Linked DNA regions of Homo sapiens: all the other regions are linked to region 1. A link is a contact called in ENCODE Hi-C or POLR2A ChIA-PET data. All regions are on one chromosome and are shown on one strand. Each heading gives the region's core, a stretch centred on a gene start or an enhancer-like site at or near the end of the contact. The rest is flanking DNA. Distances are from core to core; before and after follow the strand shown.

Region 1 (2,745 bases), core at 167-2,666:
AGCCTAGGCGACAGAGCGAGACTCCGTCAAAAAAAAAAAAAAAAAAAGTCACCTGAAATCATCAAAAATGGTGTACTCATAGGGAGCCAAGCCCGGGCATGTTGCTTCTTGGCTCCCACAGGTGAATTTGAAGTGGCAATAGAACTTCGTTGATTCTTGTTTTTCTCATTTTAGTTTTACTCTCTATTAAATTGTTATTTTTTACAGTTCATTTATGGATGACAAGTTATTTCCTGTTGGTAGCTGCAATGATTGGGAATTTTGTGATCTCTGTAAACGAATTAATATCTCATAGAGATCTATTTCCTGTTGGATATGAGACAACAGAGAACACAGTTTTTGTCCATTTGTCTTTTTTAAGGTCAAATCGATTAGAAATTTCTTGCCCTCAAGTAAGGAGAACAACTCTGATACCTGGACTGGCAAGCTTTTGTGTTTCTGTGTTTATTTTTCATTTGTGGCTGAACTTGTAGAATTGAGGGTATACACATTCTATCTGTATGTCTATGTATCTGTAATTCAGAAAGTCCTTTATTTCTCATTGTGAGTATGGAATGTTTTCCTGTCTCCAGATGGTATTAATAAATTAGATGGTAAAGGCTCTTTAAAAATAAAGCCTCATTATGGGTTCATTTTCCCTCTCAAACTCTGTAGAACATAACCAGTTTGAAAAGCCTCTAGATTTGGGGGTGTAAAAATTCCATGCAGCTTGAGAGCCATCAGTCATTAAGCCGCTAGTTCCACCCCAAGTCTTGCTGTCCAGAAGCTCAGACAGTCCACTGGGCAGCAAAGAGGCGCTTTAGTAAGTTGAATTAAAGCCACAAACATGGCTGCTCCCTAAGGGAGATAATACTGTGTTAAAAAAAGAGAATTATTTATCTCTTCCCATTTCCTCCGCTAAATGAGGAGGTTAATAGTAAGACCTCCTTAGCCATGAGTGTTTCCGCTGCAGGAAACACCATTCGTGCCGGTTCTGGACTCACCACCCAGCGTGTACCAACGCCCCCAGCACCATCTCCCTGCTAGGCTGACAGACCCCTGGCGGATTTTGACCTCGCAAGAAATGCAAAAGCAACTTTGGGTTGCAGAAGCCAGGCGCCCCGACCTTACCCTCGCTGGAATTCCCGAAGACCTCGGCTGCACCAGCCACCCGGTGTTCGGATGCCAGCACCGCTACGACCAGCAGCTGCAGGAACCCCATTGCTGCCTGGGCCGGGCTGGGCCCACGCCAGGGCTGGGGAGAGGTGCGGGCGTGCGCGCCGGGGCCCCGCAGCCTCGCCCACGCTATCCCGGGGCGCCCGCATCGGGCGCCATCGCCCGCCAGGTGCAGACGCTTCGCACCTGCCAGCTCCGCAGCCGCCGGCGCGCGCCCCGCCGAACTCCTAGCCCCAGCGAGAGGTTTCCTCTTCCGGCACCTGACCCCCAACGCGCGTTCCCGCGCCTCCTCCCGGGCTCTCGCTGCGTCACAGCGGCGGGTCTCTGGGCGCGGGCGGCGCTGGGGCGTTTCCAGGCAGCGCGCGCCTCCTGCCGGCGCGCGGGGAACGCGCAGCCTGCGGTGCTCCCGGGAGCCCCCAGGAAGTCCTGGCTTGAGGCCCGGTCTTGCCCCACTTTTATCTCACCAAGTAGGCAAACCCACTGTGAAAGTACAAAATAACTTTCTGTTGCGGACTAACGTCGCCAGGCTCCTGTTTCCGTGTTTAACGGCCCTTTACAACAGCAAAAAAGAGGAATCAGTTGCTAAAAACACAATTGAAGGTTATTTCCCCCGGTAGCAATTGTCTTCGCTGCTGAGGCTTATGTTAGCATAAAAATGCCAGGAGAATGCTGTTTGTGTAGTGGTTACCGCACTAGTCATAAGCACTACATTTAAAAGTAGTTTCGTTTTCTCTAAGCGAAATATCCTCGAAGACACGGCCTTGGTCTGAACTTCGTCTCAAGTCTCATACCTGAGTGCTGTTTGAGGGACAGTAGTCCATGTGACAGATGGCTCATCGATGATGTGGAATTAGACGCATAGACTTAACGTTATTTGGGGAGGATTGTCTTGCTTTCCTTCCCTGGTTTTAATTTTTTTCACTTATATATTTTGATGAGCAACTTATAGCTTGGAAATTACATGTTCAGTTAGTCCACTACTAAGCTAACAATATATAGCTGTGACCATAATGTGAAGAAGTGTTAAAGACAAAATTATTCAATGATACTTGTTAAAGCACCGAACGAAGACTATTGAGGACTGTCTCAATTGGCATAGGGACCACTGCAACTGGGTCTTGCAGTGGGGAAGAGGGACTGGGCTCAACTCCGAATACAGCGTGGGCAAGAGGGAATTTATAGCCAACCAGCAGTATGGAGTTCAGTGGATGGAAAATTACTAAGAGGAAGCATCAGAGGTAAGGGGCATTTGGTGAAACTGACCTAACAGGACTTCTGAAGACATAACATCACCTGGGGGATGGTGCAGGGTGAGAAAACTGATTAGATATGGAGGAAAGGGGGTTCTTTGCTAAAACTGGATTTTTACAAAGAAGTGCACAGATGGACCTAGCAGAAGATTCAGAAGCCGTACTAGAGTTTGGCCAAGCAAATAATCTTTGTCATAGGCACAATTCTTTCTCTGCTTTCCCACTGCCTGGTCCAAATTTTCACACCTTTGGTAGCACTATCTATTTCTGTAGTGCTTATTCACTCTCCCACATGCCCCTATTCCTATAACCCTCAGTAGATGAAATCCAAGGAAGATGA
Region 2 (3,045 bases), core at 466-2,965, 170 kb after region 1:
ACTAAATATTCCTATCTCAGACCCTGTCTCAGAAAACAAACAAACAGAAAAACCAATAAGTAACATTTCTTCTTTTATAAAACCTCCAACCTTCTTTTTGTTCATTGGTGAAGTAAAGATCATTAGTGAAGTAGATCTTGGCTAAATAGAGTGGCTGAAAGTAGAAAAACAGTGCACTTCACAACCACTAGAATAAGGCTTTTTTTCTGTCTGGCTTAGTTACATGATACAATTGAGTCTATCCAGGCTTAGTTTTAAGTAACCATTTATTTGGCTGAACAAAATTAGAGCTTGTGTGCATTTATTATAACATATATCCAGGCCCTATTTAATCTCCTAGGAGAAGAAATGTACTAAATGATATACTGATGTCGTGGAAGAGCTTATCCAACTTAATTAAGTAGACTCTTTATTCCCATATAGTAAGTTAGACATTCCGATTCTTTCCGATGATTCTGCACTAGAATTTAGCTGACCAGGGAGTTGGTTGTACATAGCATGGAACACCTTTCTTTTGCCCACAGTTTAATTATGTATGGAGAGTAGAAAAGAGCTTTGGTATGAAAGCCTAAATACAGTTAAGATACAATGAGCTGATGACAAAGATTCTCTCTCTCTTTCACTCTCCTTTTAAGTAGCAATGCAACTGCACCTGATTAGAAGACTGATCTTTGAAAAATAAGTTAAATTCAAATCAAGAAAAGTTTCTTGAGAACACAGTTATCTACAAGGTACTGTGATGAGTAGTATGAATAATAATAAGACAAAGACGTTAATGTCACTTCTCTCAAGAAATCACCATTTAAGGGAACAAACAAATAAGTCCAGACCAGATAGTAATAAAATGTGGGAAATGCTACACTAGTAAACAAACAAACAAAAAAATCATATAGGAACTGTGATGAAGGCACCAATTCCATCAGGGGAGCAGGGAGGAAGGTGCTAAGGGAAATTTTGCAGAAGTGACATTTGAATTGGATCTTGGAGGATTTCCAAGATTTTTGTGGAAAGCAGAAAGGAGAGAGATAAATAAACAGCATGAGCAGGAGCAGAGAACATCAGTGGTTAGGATGAAGCTCTAAAGATTTGCTAAGACCCAGTTATAAAGCATTTAACGGTCTTCTAAGATTGCCTGGGCTTTATTGTGAAAATAATGGAGAAAATTGAAGGTTCTTAGTTGGGGCAGGTTCAGGGACCTGAACAGGTTGAGTTTGGGGGAAGGTGCATAAGAGTGGGGACACAGGGCAATGTGCTGGCAGGGAGAGTGTGTGAACAAGGAAAAGGTCTTGAATTGTAACTCTGGAGAACATCTCGTGGCGGGTTGTGGAAGAGAAATTTATGAAGGAGGCTCCTAAGAACTGCCTTTTGAAAAAAGGAATCCTGAGACAAGCATAAGAAAGCAAAGAAAAAGAGTGATAAGGAAAAGGAATCGATCAGCAGTGTCAAACACCGTACACAGATCTAGAGGAAAACGAAAAAGAAAGCTATTTGGTTGAGCAACTAGACCATTTTTAGTGGCTCCTTTGAGACCACTTTCAATAGAATTAGTAAGGTAGAAACCAAATACCATGTCAGACAAGGAAAAATAATACTTGCAATGCACAGGAAATTTAAAGATAGGCAGGAGCTGATGTTGCATCTCTCAAGGAGGGTAGTATTTAAGAGCAACCAATGGAAATTATGAGAAATAGGAGCTAAAAAGGTCTAATCCCCAAAACCAGACAGACGAGAAACATTTGCAGAATGATGTCATCCTGCCTCCTTGGGTGATACCACTTTGTTCCTCAGATGTTTAACCCAGCCTGCATGAGTCAACATCTATATTTGGGCATAAGGAGAACTACCTTTTGTGCTATGTGCCAGTTCAGAAGTCTGTTTTTGCTAGTCTGGTTTAGCTCTGCCAAATTATTTTAGGCTTATGACTGCATCAACAGCCCATGGAAATTAATCTGTTTAATATCACATAGCTCTAATTCCAGCACACTTACTTCTATTCAATGTAATCTTAATTGGTTTTTTTCCCCTTTGCATTTGGAAGACACAAGGTTTATATTTACAAGTACATTCATAGCAGATTTTAAAAGGCAAAAGTGGAAATGTCAGAAAAACCATATATAGAATCCAAGAGCTTATATCAATTACTGAACATGACTAGAATAATAGTAATAACTTCTGTGAATTAAGTGCCTAGTGTTTGCCAGACAATTTTCATTGAGTATCTTTGATTCTATAACCCTAAAATGTAGCTACGATTTCCATCCAGAAAAGATTAAGTAACTTGATTACATTCACTCAGTCAGCAAATGGAAGAGTAGGGACTCAAAGCTAGACCTGACCCCAAAGCCCGTGGTCTTTCACCACTCTGTGCCCTCTTCAAAATATCATGGTGCCCATTAATGCAAAAGAAAAGTGAACTGGCTGGGTGCAGTGGCCCACACCCATAACCCAACATTTTGGGAGGCCGACGTGGGCAGAGCACTCGAGATCAGGAGTTCGAAACCAGCCTGGCCAATATGGTGAAACCCTGTCTCTACTAAAAATACAAAAAAAAAAAATTAGCCGGGCGTGGTGGCACATGCTTATAATCCCAGCTATTCGGGAGGCTGAGGCAGGAGAATCACTTGAACCTGGGAGGCAGAGGTTGCAGTGAGCTGAGATCTCACCACTGCATTCCAGCATGAGAGACAGAGCGAGACCCTGTCTCAAAAAAAAAAAAAAAGTGAACAAAGTCATATAAGTTATGTTTACAAGTGATGACCGAGATATTCAGTGGTAGAAGCTCTTTTTAGATGTAAATTACTCATCTAACTTTTATTGGGAAGTAAATATTTCAAAATGCATGTGGTTGACCAGACTTAATAGTAAATGACTCTATTTCTAATGGGATATCAGAGGAGAAGGCAAAAAAGGAAATAAGATAGAAGCATTACACAACAGAAACAATGTCTGAAGGAAAATTCAAAATTTAAGAAGAGCTGGAGATGGGTTCTTATAAGATCTCGTAAGATTATAATTTTTCTGGAATTTTGAACTATAGTGATTCAT
Region 3 (2,939 bases), core at 260-2,759, 190 kb after region 1:
TGGCATTACAGGCATGAGCCACCATGCCCGCCCTCTCCTTTACATTTTAATTTTCAGTGAAATAATTCAATCACAAGGTTTGAAAAAAATTGAATAATACAAAATGATTTATATGGAGAAGCAATGGTTTCCTGCTCCACTCCACCAAAGTCCAAAGGAACCTTTAAAATAATATGCATATTCAACTATTTATGATTTATCAATGTGAAACATGGTATATTGACTTCCTACTGCAATGGATGATAACACGGTTTGCTTCTCCACACCTTTCCCAAGTTCCCCTCTGCTCTCCTTTTAGTATAATTACATCACCATTTTTGTTCTTATACTGATGACCTTAAAATTAATTATTAAAACAAAGAGCTAAGTGCTACAAAAGCAGTAAGATAGGAGACATTTTACATAAGGAAGAGGAACTGAACATTTAGGCTGTAAAGTTAGTGTGAGAAATTATATTACAATGCAGTTGTCTTTAACATTCAGTTTGAACTAAATGCCCCCCTCTCAATTCACCTTTCAAGGGAAACTTCACACACACAATGGAGTTTACTGTGCTGCCAAAAAAAAAAAAAAAAAGAAAAAAGCATTTGAATATTAGAAATCAGGTGATATGGCAGTAGATGGGGAACCCTAGTAGAAACTAAAACTGGCTAATTACCCTAGGGATAGAGAGAGGAGGCATGGGTTAAAAAGTGGGAGACCAAGCAATAGACTGAAGGCTCAACATGGCAGAGACCACCAGTTGCCTACTCAACTTCCAGTTAGAACCCCATGTTGTCAAGTATGGCAATGAATTTGGTCAGATAAAACTATTAGGGTTGTACATACTATACTTAGCAATAAAAATGCAGGACTCTCAGTTACATTTGTATTTCAGATGAACAATAAATACTTTTAGCATAAGCATGCTCCATGCAATATTTTATCCAGCATCCCTGAGAAGTATATTTACCAACCTCCCTTGCAGATAGTGGTGGTCAAAGATATGTCAGAAGAGGTCATTGGGTGGAGCATCTAGGAGAGTACTCACGCACATATACTCTTCTCTTCCTACCTCCTTCTGCCTGGAATGCTAACGAGCAGCAGCTGTCCAGTGATCATGAAACAAGCTCGAGGGTAGAATCCAGCACTATGGACGGGATTATAGACAGAGGAAGGAGACTGGCCAACACTGACGATGTTGCAGAACAACCCAACAGCCCTGATTTATCTTACATGAGAAGATAAATGAGAAAAAACAAATTTCTGACTTGTGTAAGCTAGTAAGTTGGGTTTTTATCTTATGTATTTGAACTCAATCCTAACCCAAACACTCCGTGTTCACGTGCCATTAGCAAAAGGTCACAACCATTGTCAGAATCAATCATTTTGAGATAATACATAATACATAACACAGCAAGGTAATTAAAAATGCATAATGATAAAATCAAGAAACCTGTGGGAAGCTCCCACAAGTCATCACAGCTTGCATGCAGCTGACTAAAATAGGGGATTCCCACAGGTTAGTTCATCCAGAAACTGCTGGGAACTTCAGGTCTGCAGTCAGCCCACATATCCGCTTAGAGTGGCCTCCAGAGAGTGATGACTTCACCTTATTGCCTACTTTCTGCAGCTCATTTGGGTGCCTCTCATTTGCAGATGCTACTCTGGAACTATATGGGGAAGGGGATTCTAAGAAATGGAATTCTTGGTTCCTCTTTTCCATTACATAGGAGGAAGGCAGCGATGTTGACAACAAGCAAGCCTAAATCTGCATTAAGTTTTGTTTCATCACTTATTGATTATTATTATTATTATTGAGACAGGGTCTTGCTCTGTCACCCAGGCTGGAGTACAGTGGTGAAATCATAGCTCACTGTAACCTTGATCTCCTGGGCTCAAGCAATCCTCCATGATGGTACATGTCTGTAGCCCTAGCTAGCTCTCAGAGACTAGGACTACGGACATGCACCACCATGCCTGACTTTTTTATTTTTATTTTTGTAGAGATGAGGTTTGGCTACCTCGACCAGGCTGGTCTCAAACTCCTGGCCTCAAGTAATTGTCCTGCCTTGGCCTCCCAACATGATGGGCTTATAGACATGAGCCACTGCACCCAGACTGTTTTATTTTTTTTAAAACCTTTTTGTTTGTTTTAAAAGTCTATGTATTAATAACCATCAGAGTAAACAGACAACCCACAGAATAGGAGAAAATATTTGCAAACCATGCATCTGACAAAAACTAATGCCCAGAATCTTCAAGGAACTCAAATTAGTAAGAAAAAAAAATCCCATCAAAAAGTAGGCAAATGACATGAATAGACAATTCTCAGAAGAAGATAGACAAATGGCCAACAAACACATGAAAAAATGCCCAACATCACTAATCGTCAGGGAAATTCAAATTAAAACCACAATGAGATAGCATAACCTTACTCCAGCCAGGATGGCCATCATTAAAAAGTCAAAAAATAATAGCTGTTGGCCAGGATGTGATGAAAAGGGAATGCTTATACACTGCTTATGGGAATATAAATCAGGACAACCTCTATGGGAAACAGTATGGCGATTTCTTAAGAACTAAAAGGAGATCTACCAGTATATCCAGCATTCCCAACACTGGGTATCTACCCCCTCAAAAAGAAGTCATTATATCAAAGATACCTGCCCTTGTATGTTTATTGCAGCACAATTTCCAATTGCAAAGATATGGAACCATCCTAAGGGCCCACTGACCAATGAGTGGATAAAGAAAATGTGGTATGTGTACACCATGGAATACTACTCAGCTGTAACAAAGAACAAAATATTGCTATTCAGCAACTTGGATGGTTCTGGAGGCCATTATTCCAAGTGATGTAACTCAGTAATAGAAAACCAAATACTGTATATTCTCACTTAGCAGTGAGAGCTAAGCTGTGGGTACACAAAGGCATACAGGGTGGTATAATGGACTAT

The links. Hi-C counts contacts between places; a loop is a spot of excess contacts on that map. ChIA-PET counts read pairs that join two places held with the same protein, here RNA polymerase II (POLR2A). Pooled maps may share reads with other maps.
Region 2: a map with no recorded cell type shows a loop between it and region 1 (6-fold over the local background). The contact joins the enhancer-like site here to the promoter of TM7SF3 in region 1. A Hi-C loop is called at or near these places in 2 of 37 single-sample maps with no recorded cell type and 9 of 50 pooled maps. POLR2A ChIA-PET finds 5 or more read pairs at or near these places in 10 of 52 experiments (A549, BJ, GM12878 and 6 more).
Region 3: a loop to region 1 is called in a pooled map, with 4 times the contacts of the local background. The contact joins the enhancer-like site here to the promoter of TM7SF3 in region 1. A Hi-C loop is called at or near these places in 4 of 168 maps with a recorded cell type or tissue (IMR-90, ascending aorta, prostate gland and 1 more) and 7 of 50 pooled maps. POLR2A ChIA-PET finds 5 or more read pairs at or near these places in 5 of 52 experiments (GM12878, H1, HEK293 and 2 more).

Annotation. Positions count from the first base shown.
Region 1 is chr12:27,012,968-27,015,712 of GRCh38, forward strand. It overlaps TM7SF3 (transmembrane 7 superfamily member 3), which reads right to left and starts at 1,417. Exons shown (of 12, transcript NM_016551.3): 1 at 1,111-1,417. The coding sequence starts at 1,201. RefSeq lists a silencer at 1,110-1,609.
Region 2 is chr12:27,178,221-27,181,265 of GRCh38, forward strand. It overlaps the pseudogene LOC124902904. Among named protein-coding and RNA genes, the nearest start is that of STK38L, 65 kb to the right of the region's middle. RefSeq lists an enhancer at 748-797. Within about 2 kb of position 1,716, at least 10 of the 41 ENCODE cell types and tissues checked have a DNase peak (open chromatin) inside an H3K27ac peak, as active enhancers do; they include GM12878, where a contact is called at or near this core.
Region 3 is chr12:27,206,687-27,209,625 of GRCh38, forward strand. No RefSeq gene overlaps it. Among named protein-coding and RNA genes, the nearest start is that of STK38L, 36 kb to the right of the region's middle. RefSeq lists enhancers at 1,388-1,607, 1,948-2,037. Within about 2 kb of position 1,510, at least 2 of the 41 ENCODE cell types and tissues checked have a DNase peak (open chromatin) inside an H3K27ac peak, as active enhancers do; they include GM12878, where a contact is called at or near this core.